Regions from separate parts of the Homo sapiens genome. Here region 2 is linked to region 1. The links are chromatin contacts, found by Hi-C or POLR2A ChIA-PET in ENCODE. All regions are on one chromosome and are shown on one strand. Each heading gives the region's core, a stretch centred on a gene start or an enhancer-like site at or near the end of the contact. The rest is flanking DNA. Distances are from core to core; before and after follow the strand shown. Region 1 overlaps GBF1 (golgi brefeldin A resistant guanine nucleotide exchange factor 1). Region 2 holds the start of GBF1 (golgi brefeldin A resistant guanine nucleotide exchange factor 1).

Evidence for each region. Hi-C counts contacts between places; a loop is a spot of excess contacts on that map. ChIA-PET counts read pairs that join two places held with the same protein, here RNA polymerase II (POLR2A). Pooled maps may share reads with other maps.
Region 2: a map of heart right ventricle shows a loop between it and region 1 (3-fold over the local background). The contact joins the promoter of GBF1 here to the enhancer-like site in region 1. A Hi-C loop is called at or near these places in 14 of 168 maps with a recorded cell type or tissue (Right ventricle myocardium inferior, endothelial cell of umbilical vein, heart left ventricle and 5 more) and 16 of 50 pooled maps. POLR2A ChIA-PET finds 5 or more read pairs at or near these places in 20 of 52 experiments (A673, AG04450, BJ and 16 more).

Annotation. Positions count from the first base shown.
Region 1 is chr10:102,278,409-102,284,160 of GRCh38, forward strand. All of the region lies in intron 3 of GBF1 (golgi brefeldin A resistant guanine nucleotide exchange factor 1), which reads left to right. Among named protein-coding and RNA genes, the nearest start is that of GBF1, 36 kb to the left of the region's middle. Within about 2 kb of position 2,391, at least 8 of the 41 ENCODE cell types and tissues checked have a DNase peak (open chromatin) inside an H3K27ac peak, as active enhancers do; they include A673, endothelial cell of umbilical vein, heart right ventricle and 1 more, where a contact is called at or near this core.
Region 2 is chr10:102,243,110-102,248,861 of GRCh38, forward strand. GBF1 (golgi brefeldin A resistant guanine nucleotide exchange factor 1) reads left to right here and starts at 2,423. Exons shown (of 40, transcript NM_001377137.1): 1 at 2,423-2,672. RefSeq lists enhancers at 2,171-2,230, 2,431-2,880.

The DNA of each region.
Region 1 (5,752 bases), core at 1,141-3,640:
TGATGGAATTACAGGCATGAGCCACCACAGCCAGCTGACATTGACATTTTTTATAACTACAGACCAGTTCATGTCTGTGTTCTTTCTTTTTAAAAAATTGATCCATAATAATTATACTTATGTATTGGTTACATGTGATATTTTGATACATGAGTACAATGTGTAATGATTGTATTTAGGATATCTATCACCTCAAACATTTGTCGTTTCTTTGTGTTGGGAGCATTTCAAATCTTCTCTTATAGCTATTTGGAAATATACAGCAAATTATTGTTAACTATAGTCTCCCTAATTTATTTATTTCTTTCAAGAATATTTCTCATTTTGGGTTTGTCTGATGTTTTCTTATGGTTAGATTCAGGTGGTGTGTGTCTATCGTGAATCTGTAATATATACCACTACTGATATAGGGTCCTTCTCAGGGTATCACAACTGCAGGTGCTGTTCATTGGTGATACTAATTTTGATCATCTGGTCAAGTGTTAATCTGATTTATTTACTGTGTAGATGTTATTTCCCCTTGCAACTAATAAGCAATCTGTAGGGAAACATTTGAAGATCATACTCCTCTTTAAACTTTCCCTCTAATACCTAACATACATTGATAATTCTTGCCTGAACCAATTTCTGGTTGCAGTTATGGTGAAATTTGAGTGGTTGCTTAAAATACTTGTTCTTAGGTGGACACAAACTGTCTTTCTAGCTTGCTTCTGTTTGTTTCTCTTCCTATAAGAAACACAATTGCATACCCTAAAGATCTATATTTTTTTATGTCTAAATCTAATAACTAAAAAGAGTTTGAAAATTGGAAAAAGGTTTGGCTCAATGAGGCTTGACTTGGAACTTGGTAATTTCCTAGAATGGCCACATCACCCAGTGGAATTTGTTCTCCACTCAACCAACAGCATAAGTGCTTTTTCTCTAAGCCAGACTGACAACAGCCATGTGAAGTGGATTCTTTTTTTAAAATTTACTCCCTCTTTTAATAAGTGGGATTTGCTATGAATTCATCATTATATTTCAGCTTTTGTTCTCAAATCTATTTTAATAGCTTGATTCATCTTATTAAGCACTTCCACTTAAGCTTTAACAAAATCCATAAAGTTTGGAAATGCCCATTGTCCAGGAGCTTTAAGAGAGAAAAGGTTAGGAGAAACGTTTTCCTATTCTCCTTTTCTATCATTTTTTTCTTTCCTTCCCTCTTATTTTTCTGTATTTTTTCCTTGTGCCTTTCCTTTCATTCCTTTGAAGCATGATTAGGATGCATGACTGAGCCTCCAAAAGCAGAGAGAAAAAGAAGTATTGCTTCTTGAGACTCAGGTTTTTTATTGTTATTACTACGGAGAATAGGCTAATGATATGATAATTATGACCATTACTAATGAATGCCTTATCAGCTATCAGTTGTTTCTTCGAGGGAACCTTGCCCTCAAAAAAAGTGGCTTACGCCTGTAATGACCAGCACTTTGGGAGGGCGACGCAAGAGGATTGCTTGAGCTCAGGAGTTTGAAACCAGCCTGAGTAACTAGTGAGACCTCATCTCTACTAAATTTTTTTTTGTTTTAATTAGCCAGGCATGGTGGCACACACCAGTAGTCCCAGCTACTTGAGAGGCTAAGACAGGAGGATCTCTTGAACCCCAGAAATCAAGGCTGCAGTGAGTAATAATGGCACCACTGCACTCTAGCCTGGGTGACAGAGGAGTCCCTGTCTTAAAAAAAAAGAGAGAGAGAGAGAGAGAGAGAAATAAGTAGAGACAAAAGAAAACAACTAGAGAGTCAGAAAGAGGAAAGGGGCAGAAGCAAAGAACTTGGGGATGGGGAGGCAAGGGTAGGAGAGAAGGACAGAGAATACAGAACTCCTAAAATAGGAAAATGGGAGTCAGCTCTAACATTTACCTTTACCCAGTCCAGTGTGTGGGTTTTCCCCTTTCAGTAGAATGTTCTATGAGATAGGATGAGATGGGGTGAATGAAATTGTCCCATCCTTGACTCCTTGGATCTGTTTACATGGAACTGAAGGTTTTACCCTGTAATGTGACTTGATAGCCTGATCCTAGTGGGTTGGGTAGGAAGAGGCTATTAAGTGATGTTTTTTGGCTTGCTAGCATTAACAGAGTTATTTTTAACCTCCCATTTCAATCTCTTCGTTGTTCAGGTTCCTCTGCTGGCTACCATGAGAGCAGTCAAAATTAGCAACTATATAAAATGAAGTACCTCTTGTCTCCCCAGTCACTTCCAAAATAAACAGGGAGTAATACTGTCCATATTTTGTCTCACTTTACTCTGAAGGCTAGCAATAGAGGAAGCATGGATTAGTGTGTAGTGATTTCCAGGCTCTGCCCTCTGGACAGATTCCCCTCTGAGTGCTCCAGTTGAGTGACAGGACCATGTGGCAGGAGTGCAGCTGGAAGTATATCATCGGCAGATTTGGGTTGGGTAAATATAGCAGGAGCAGGATGTCAGTGTGGGAGATGGATTGTTCTGGGAAAGGAAGTGTTGTCTTTCGTCTGAGAAACAATTTCCTGCACTTCTGGGACTTTTGCTTTCTTCTTTTTCTTTTTTTTCCCAGGGCAGAGCAGGAGTTGGCAGGGGATGGGTACACTTGCTGAATTCTATCTCTGGATGTCTGCATGTTTCTACATTTGAAGTTGGGAGTAGAGATCAGATCTGTTTCAGCCAGTTAGGAAATGGACCTAATAAATTATCGTACCCATGCCTTAAGTTTCACTTTTTGAAGTTTTAAATTAAAGCACCTATCTGCTTAAAGCCTCTTTTTAAAAAGTTACTGTTCTTTTAGTGAAATAGACGGGTTGAGAGGCAAAAATAATTACGTAAAGAAAATCAACTCTATTGCAAGTCAGACATGAGGCACCAGCTGGCAGGAAACAGCTGGGATATTTCTGGGGGCTAGACTCTTCCACACCAGCACTTAACTCTTCAAGTGATCTCTGTTATCTGAGCTACTTAAGATAGCTACCTACCTTACCAACAATCTGCATAAAATACTAAATCTACTAAATTATGTGATATTTTACAATTGACTAGAACTTTATAATTTATAAAGTGGTTTTTCATTATAGCCTTTCAATTTTAGAATCTATAAAGCACATAAATTATAATCTATAAATTATATTTTTATAAATTATCTATAAATTATATTTATATAAATTGTTATATTATAACTTAGACTCATACATAATCTATAATAGATTATTTCTATAAACATATTTATAGAAGAGTTGTAAAGAAGTTCTCATCTATCCAATGCCCAGTTTCCCCTGTTATTAACATCTTACATTAATATGACACATTTGTCACAATTAATGAACAAATATTGATTCATCATTAATTAAAGTCCATACTTTATTCAGATTTCATTAGGTTTTTACTTAATGGCCTTTTTCTGTTCAAGGATTCCATCTAGGATACCACATTACATTTAGTCATCACATCTTGTTAGGTTCCACTTGGCTGTAACAGTTTGCCTGTATTCTTTTTCTTTTCTTTTTTCTTTCTTTTCTTTTTTTTTTTTTTGAGACAGAGTCTCGCTCTGTCGCCCAGGCTGGAGTGCAGTGGCGCGATCTTGGCTCACTGCAAGCTCCGCCTCCCAGGTTCCTGCCATTCTCCTGCCTCAGCCTCCTGAGTAGCTGGGACTACAGGCGCCCACCACCACACCCGGCTAATTTTTTTTTTTTTTGTATTTTTTAGTAGAGATGGGGTTTCACCGTGTTAGCCAGGATGGTCTCAATCTCCTGATCTTGTGATCCACCCGCCTCGGCCTCTCAAAGTGCTGGGATTACAGGTGTGAGCCACCGCGCCCGGCCGCCTGTATTCTTTTCAAGTTTCACAAAAACTCACAAGATAGACTGTGCCTTTATTAATATTCCCCTTTTACAGATAAAACTCAGGTTCCAGAAAAATTAAGTAACATTTTCAAGGTTATACAGTAAAAGCTTCTTTTAAAGTGTGATTATGATTTGGAAAAAGGCGATGAGGTTATTTATTTGCTTTTCACGTGAATAAGGGCAGACTTACAGCTAACCTTCAGGTGGGCCATTTACTGAAGAGGAACAAGAGACAGAGGTGAGTCTAGCTTGTTCCTGGACTCTTCTGTCTTGCTGGAGACAAATTAACATTATTATTTTAATCACAATTATTTTGGGAAAACCCCTTTCTCTTTGATTCTGCTATGTCTACCAAAGGAACTGATGGCAGAAAATCCTGAGTTAGCCTTGTTCCCTGGCAACAGACTTCAGGCTGCTTACTGGTCCCTGTTGTTGGATACCAGGTTCAGTAGGAAAGTCTGCTGAGAGTATAGCATGAACACTAACCCAACTAGCCTATTTCCAGCACGTGTGGTGTTAACTATCTGGGAATAGGAACATGAGTTTTTAAATTCCAGTCTCTAATTGGGTAGGCTGAAGTTCTGGCTTGGAGTAAGGAGATTCACAGAACTGCAGTGCTAAGAGATAGTAGAAAAATTTAAAAATTCAATAAGACATGGCACTTAACTGACTCTGAATGCTCTGTCCGGAGGGATGAGTAAAGGGGAGAGGTGAGAGGAGGTAAAGTAGCGGGTTACTAATGATCCTAGATACTATTAAAAGATTATCACAAGGAGGTGGAAACTATTGAGGTACAAACCATCAGATCTTAAGGTAAGGAGTCACTCATCTTGCCCAGAGAAGTAGTAGTGAAGATAGTACCTGGATCCTAAAAGGTAACTTTTAAAGTACTTCAACCTAAGATGACAGAGGGTAGGCAGTTTATTGATACCCTTAACAACCACTTGTTAGTAGAGCCATTTTAATTAATGGGAAAGGGGATCATTCTCCGTTTATGCTTTTATTATATGTAGCTATGAGCATAGAAGCTGTGTTTGGACCCTCTGGTGACTATTGCCCTCTTCTAGTTGTGTCCAGGCACAGGTAAATTCTTGAGGCCAGGAAGGGCCTGGCTTTATCTCCAAAAGGAAGCTGTGGAAATAGCAATGAGCAAAACAATGAGAAAGAGCTTTAGAAAATTTGCAAATATTGTGTATCTTCATGGCATGATGAAGTGGGATTAGGACAGGGGAGAAAGTATAAACCACCAATTATAGGAGTCTTTAAGGGCTTGGGTGACTGAGGCCTTCTGCTAGGAGGCTGGGAGGTTGTTGATGACAGCAAAGATGTAACAGGTATTGAATACTAGAGGATAGACCTCATACTCTGAAAATGCTTTTGCCTCAACAATTTGAAAGAGAAATATGAAAGACAAAGTGACAATATGAAGAATGACTATTCAAAGTGCTTCTACCAGTAAGTCTTGTCTGTTGGCAAGTTTTAACCTGTAGGTAGGGGAAAAACGTGGGAGGATCTCTTATTCAGAATGCAAAACAGGAGACAGTGAAGTACCTGTGTTTCCAAAGAACTCCGAATTGAGCTGTGGTGGAAGAGGAGGAAATTTCTTACTGTGGTCTTGTATAATGTGAAATCTTTGTGAAGTCTCAATAGATGTTAAGTCTCCAAGGAGGGGAGACTTTTTAGCTGCTAAAGAAGCTTAGGTTCAGTGAGCCTCCAGTGGGAATACAGACATAGACGTCCACTGACATTTCTGCAACCAGTTTTGGTGAGTGGAAAGCAACTAGGTAAGTTTCACTTTTTGCAAGAATCCCAAGTGACCCTTTGCACTATGGACTGAGGTACCTGCTTGTCTCTACAAAAACTATAGAGGAGACACGACAGGCTTTAACTGGAAATTGTTCATGG
Region 2 (5,752 bases), core at 1,173-3,672, 35 kb before region 1:
GTGTCCTGCACACCTCTGGCCCTTCCTGTGAAAGTAACCCATCTTTATATTGTCAATTCCTACTCCTCCAATGTTCCACTCAAGTCTTATTTTCTCTGGGAAGCCTTTTCTGAACTCTCAGTTTAGCCCCTTGCTCTCATGACCCTCAGTGTATACCTTCTATTACACCACCCACCATATTGAAGGGATCAGCTTATGTGTTGTCTGCTATGATAATAAAATTTAGGAGGGTAAGGACCATGTCTGTTATTCCCAGGCATAATGTAGAATCTCAATAAATGTCACACTGAAATCTATGAGGAAGATGTTCTGCCTGGTAAGATGATGATTAGTGGTTAGGAGGGACTAGGGAATTGTCATCTCTCTCCTCCCCATCTCTATTGCACAATCACATGCTTTTAGAATGATGAATTTCTGGAGGTATGTAGAAGTAGATATTGGCGAGCAGAAATTTTTGGCCCACTTAGAGGATTTTCCAATCGGCTTTCCAGGACCTCTCAATCTGAGACAGGCCCAGGACACCAACTCTCAGTTTTCAAATGAAGAGGAAAATGGCTTTGAGGTAATGTGGAAAGAGGTGCTATGATGGTATATCCTCTTTCCCTGACTCTCTTTGGGTGATAGAGGCTAGATCCTCAGCTGGACCCACCGACCAGAAGCCCAATGTGCAGGTGTAGGAAGTTACTGAGGGGTTCTTCACGTCTGATATCTGATGGGTGCTTTACACTAGAGCATCGTGGCCAGGTGTGGTGGCTCACACCTGTAATCTCAACACTTTGGGAGGCTGAGGCGGGTGGATCACCTGAGGTCAGGAGTTCGAGACCAGCCTGTCCAACATGGTGAAACCCCATCTCTACTAAAAATACAAAAATTAGCCTGGTGTGGTGGCAGATGCCTGTAATCCCAGCTACTTGGGAGGCTGAGGCAGGAGAATCACTTGAACCCAGGAGGTGGAGGTTGCAGTGAGCCAAGATCACAGCACTGCACTCCATCCTGGATGACAAAGCAAGACTCTCTCAAAACAAACAAACAAACAAAAGACAAAAAAACAAAACAAAACAAAAAAATAGCGCATCGTAGCACACGGATGGTCTTTGGATGTCTGGTTTTGAGACTACTTTCCTATGTGGTTAGTTATAGAGCTTCCCTGGACTTGGGTCGTCCATAATTGGGAGGATGTATGGAAAGAATTAGGTATTTTTTTTTCACTGCCTCCCAGCAGCTTCTCCAGGTCTGCAGGGACACTGGGGCTCTAGTGTCCCAAATAGGCTGGGAATTTCATGATTCAGTCTCCTAGGAGAAAACCCATCCTCTTGTCCTCTTCTCACGCATTCTCACTTCCAGGTAATACAGGTAATTCTAAATAGCTTAGTAACCTCTATCATCTCTTGCAAGGGGAGGAGGCAGCTGGGGGCAAGACAGTGAAAACAGGTGGGCATCCAACCCTCAGGCCCCTTAGCGTTTCTAAGGCAAACAAGAAAGACTTCTGTTTCCTATCACTGATGAGGTGGGCTAAGCTGCGTATTTAGCCTGGTGGATAAGGCCCGTCAAAGGCTTGGTATGAAAGGCAGACCGGGAGTCAAAGCCCGATATACTAAGGCATAAGAGGTGACAAAAGGCGATGAAAAGAGTTGGCCTGGGGGTGAGGAGACCCAGGGGTTCGTCTCTCTGCTCTGCTATTTACTAATTATGTGAACATGGGCCCAGCCTTCCACCCTGGGGCTGTTTCCTATAATGTAAAATGAAGAGACTTAAATTAGATATCCAGGGCTTCTGCTACGTCCCATTTTCTCTATTTCTGGATGATGGGAGTGGGGCAGAGGACGCTGAAACAGAGTTGGGACGTGACAGACATAACTGTGAGAAGCCACGACAGGGAAGGTGGACAAGAGGGCGAGGAGAGCAGGGTGTGGAATAGATCGCTGGACTTGTTTTTAGAATGAAGGGAGCCCAGAGCTGCCTCGAAAAGGAGTGATTCCTCAAGGGGCATGGTCTTGGCCCAGGTAACTTTGATAATACGTGGACAGGGGAGTAGGGATGCCCGCTCAAGTTCTCAAAGCGGACCCCGCCCCTTTCCAGCCAATTGTAGCCTTTTTCCCCATAATGCCCAGCAGCCACTGCCAAACCGCGCACTGCAACCGAACTCTACCTAACTCCACCTCTCTAGCCGCCCAGCCCAGTTCCTCATTTTTTATTGGTTTTTTAAACTGTCACTCAGAGAGTACTCGTATCCGTTGGTTGTCCCCTAACATACCCTTTCTTTCCCTTGTAATCGCGCTTCTTTAGGCACTACCCGCCTCCTGAAGCCAATTTCCTTTATTCGATTGGATAGTCGGAATGCTACTTTTCACGGTGCAAAGCTATGATTGGCTGCGCGCGGCAGGGCTCGCGCAGTTACCAGGCAGCGGGCTAGACTGAGGCTAGTTACCACGTCAGTGAGCTGACAGGGAAGGTACCCGGCTCTACTGCCCGTCCCGGACGACTCATCCTGGCGGACTGTGCAGTCCCACCCTGACTTCGGCCTCAATTTCCAGGAAACAGGCTCCTTCTCTTCTCCCATCTGCTACCAGAGCCGGGAGAGCTGCTCGGAGACGCCTCCGGGGTGCGGGCTGGACATGAGCAGCGGCTGCCGGTCCTGGGACTAGGCCCCGCCATTTTGGATCCGCTGACAGGTCAGCGAAGTCTCTTCCTAGAGTTCCGGTGTCGTGAAGGCCGCCCTGACATCGCAATAGGGAATTAGTGGGAAGGGCCCTTAAATTGGGCGAGCCAAGGTGGGCTAAGGACGCAGCGGACAGGAATAAGACGAGGGAAGGGTTGTTGTGGGAGGGAACAGGGAGGTATGCAGGGGCAAAGGTCATGCCTCTGCCGCAGGAGGGGCGATTTCTGCTCTCATTACTGATCCTTTGCAGGTGCCCAAATCTTCTGTTTTCCCAGGCTTGACCTAGTATTTAGCTTCTCCTTTCCAGCGCTTTCTGCATCCTGAAGAGCCCAGTACTCAAAAGCTGAAAGCAAACCTAAGGAGCATTGTGTCTACTTTTATGGGTTTTCAGACTTTAGATGTGAAAGTCTCTCTAGATTCTGTACAGCGTCTACTTCTTTGTGATTGCCTCACTAATACAAAGGAACTGCTTCATTAATAATGATGAACTAGTGCACCCTAGAATCAGGTTGTCAGCAGAGGGACGTGTGGAAGGCTTGAGGTTATAGCAGCGCAGGGAACTGGGCTATGAGAAGGCTTCCCTCTTACAGGACAGCTCAGCTGCCAGTCTGGGTCTGTATGTAAACACTATACTTATCTTCTGGGCCTGTTTGTTCCTTTATACAATCTTTCACAGGCATTCTTTTGTAGTGTATGTTTTTGTTGACATTTTTCTCTCAGATCTTCACTAAGGAGATGAGGCTTAATCATAAGGAAACCACTCTATTATGACATATTTGACTGACAGCAGAGAGAGATATTTGAATACTGGCAAAGTTTGGTATTGTCGGCCTATTATGTTTAGTGGGCAAAAAGAGTCATGAGAGATTTTCAGCCAATTGTAGGGTCAGAGCCCCAGAGTGAATGATGGAACATAACCCTAGAGAGTAGTTTATGGCACTGTGATGACCTTTGATAAACTGCTGTGTTGTAAAGCTATAAAAGTCCACCAAGGGTAACGAATGCTTTTAGAAATAAGGAATAGTGTAGATGGTGTTTTTTAATGCACAATGTGGAAACTTGTGCATTAATTCAGGTATAAAAGGCACTCTAGGCCCTGTGGAGGATACAAATGGAAAGGTCTGCTTTGGGACTGCTCAGTTAATGCACTTCTTAAAAGTAGTAGCATGTATGTGCAGTGGCCTAGCTAGAGCATGTAGTAGGTTAAGAGCAGGATCAACCTAATACCTTTTGGTATGTAGTGGGCACTCAATAAACGTTATCTCTATCTGGGATTAGTTTCAGTATGTGATCAGGACTTGTGGCCTGCTTTTGGCCCTGGCAGTCAGGAACACTTTGCACTTTTGCATGATGAGGTAGTAACAAGGAGGATCAAAACCTCATAGTGTCAGAAGAGAAAACTATTTAGGATCTTGGAATGACTAACTCAATTTTTCCTACCTTTGTCCTTATGAAATTGAAATTTCATAATTTCCCTTTTCCCTTCCTACCTTCGTCCTTATGAAATTGAAATTTTTGTGTGTGTTGGGAGAAGGGGGATGGCATTATTTATGCTTCACCTGTGTTGATTTAGATGGAAATGGTACAGGAAACTATTTGCATTTTAACTTGCTGATCTAAGTTGTAGAATTCCTCCCCTCTCCCCGCCCCCAAGAAAGTAGTTGAACGCAGCAAATGAAATGACATACCTCAGGAGGTACCCAGGTTTGATGATCCTGCCTTGCTCACTTGGGCCATTGCCCTGTTGAGTTGATATGCTTTGCATAACAGGCAATCTAGTCTCTGGGTAGGCAGTGTGATCAATCCAGGATCCAGTCATCCTCAGTTGAGCCTAAGGGTGACTATAGAGGCATCAAAACGTTTTCTCTTTCTCTCTCTTTCTTTTTTTTAATCCTAAATGTCATTTCTAGATAGGAATAATTTTCTAGATAGGAATAATTCCCACTCCTACCCACAAATCAGAAAATTCATCCTTCAAATACAAGTCCCAAGCTTGTATTTGAGCTTCTTTTTAATGGTGTTTGTAGACAGTATGTTCCAGTCTTGACAGTGATGCTCATTGGCACAGTGGGAACTCAGGCTATAGACATATCTCCTCAGTAGCTGGGCACCAATCCCAGTTTCAGCTCAGAGTTCTCAAAGTTACACTACTATTTTATTTCCCTCTTTTCCAGAAGTCAGGATGACTGCCACTTTCACATAATAACCTCATTGATAGGGTACTTAGACTGGCTGCTGTGGGCAGCTAAAGAGGAAGAAGACACAGCTCTTGCTTTTGAGGAGACTCTATTTATAGAGTACTCACTGCAAGGATCACCCTAATCTTTGTATGACACTTCTCATTGATTGATCACACACTATATCCCTGTGGCTCTGTGTGACTGATTAGAATGATTCTGTTGTTGGGTTAATGGTGGGATTGAATTTAAGGGTGTATGTTTTTGTTGACATTTTATCCTCAGGCTAGAAGAGCTATGTAAATATAATGAGCTGCTGTTTAGCTGTTACTCTTTTTTTTTTTTAATATTTCAGTATGTTCAACTGCAGTTGTTTAACTAAATGAAAATATAATAAAGCAGTGTGCTGATTTGGAACCCCAATAATAATAGAAGTGATCATAGAAGTGATTATTTGTTCTAGTAGTAGTGGAAATTACGATAGATGCAATAGTAGTGTAAATGATCATGGAAGTATGATGGCAAAGTAATGGTTTGCCAATCATATAAACCAGGGGTTACGAGCTCATGTGCCTAAATGCCAGGCAGGTAATGTAAATGAGTTAATTGAGTCCCATGGGAATGTATTAGGATTAGTGGGGACTGTTGTGTACTGGACAACCCATGCCTTTATTTTTTTTTTGTCTTTAATTTTAATTTCTTTTTATTGAGACAGGGTCTTGCTCTGTCACCCCGGCTGGAGTGCAGAGGAACGATCACAGCTCACTGCAGCCTTGACCTCTGGGCTCAAGTGATCTTCCTACCTCAGCCTCCCAAGTAGCGGGGAACACAGATGTGCGCCATCATGCCCAGCTAATTTTTTAATATTTTGTAGAGACAAGGTCTCACTGTATTGCTCAGGCTGGTTTCGAACTCC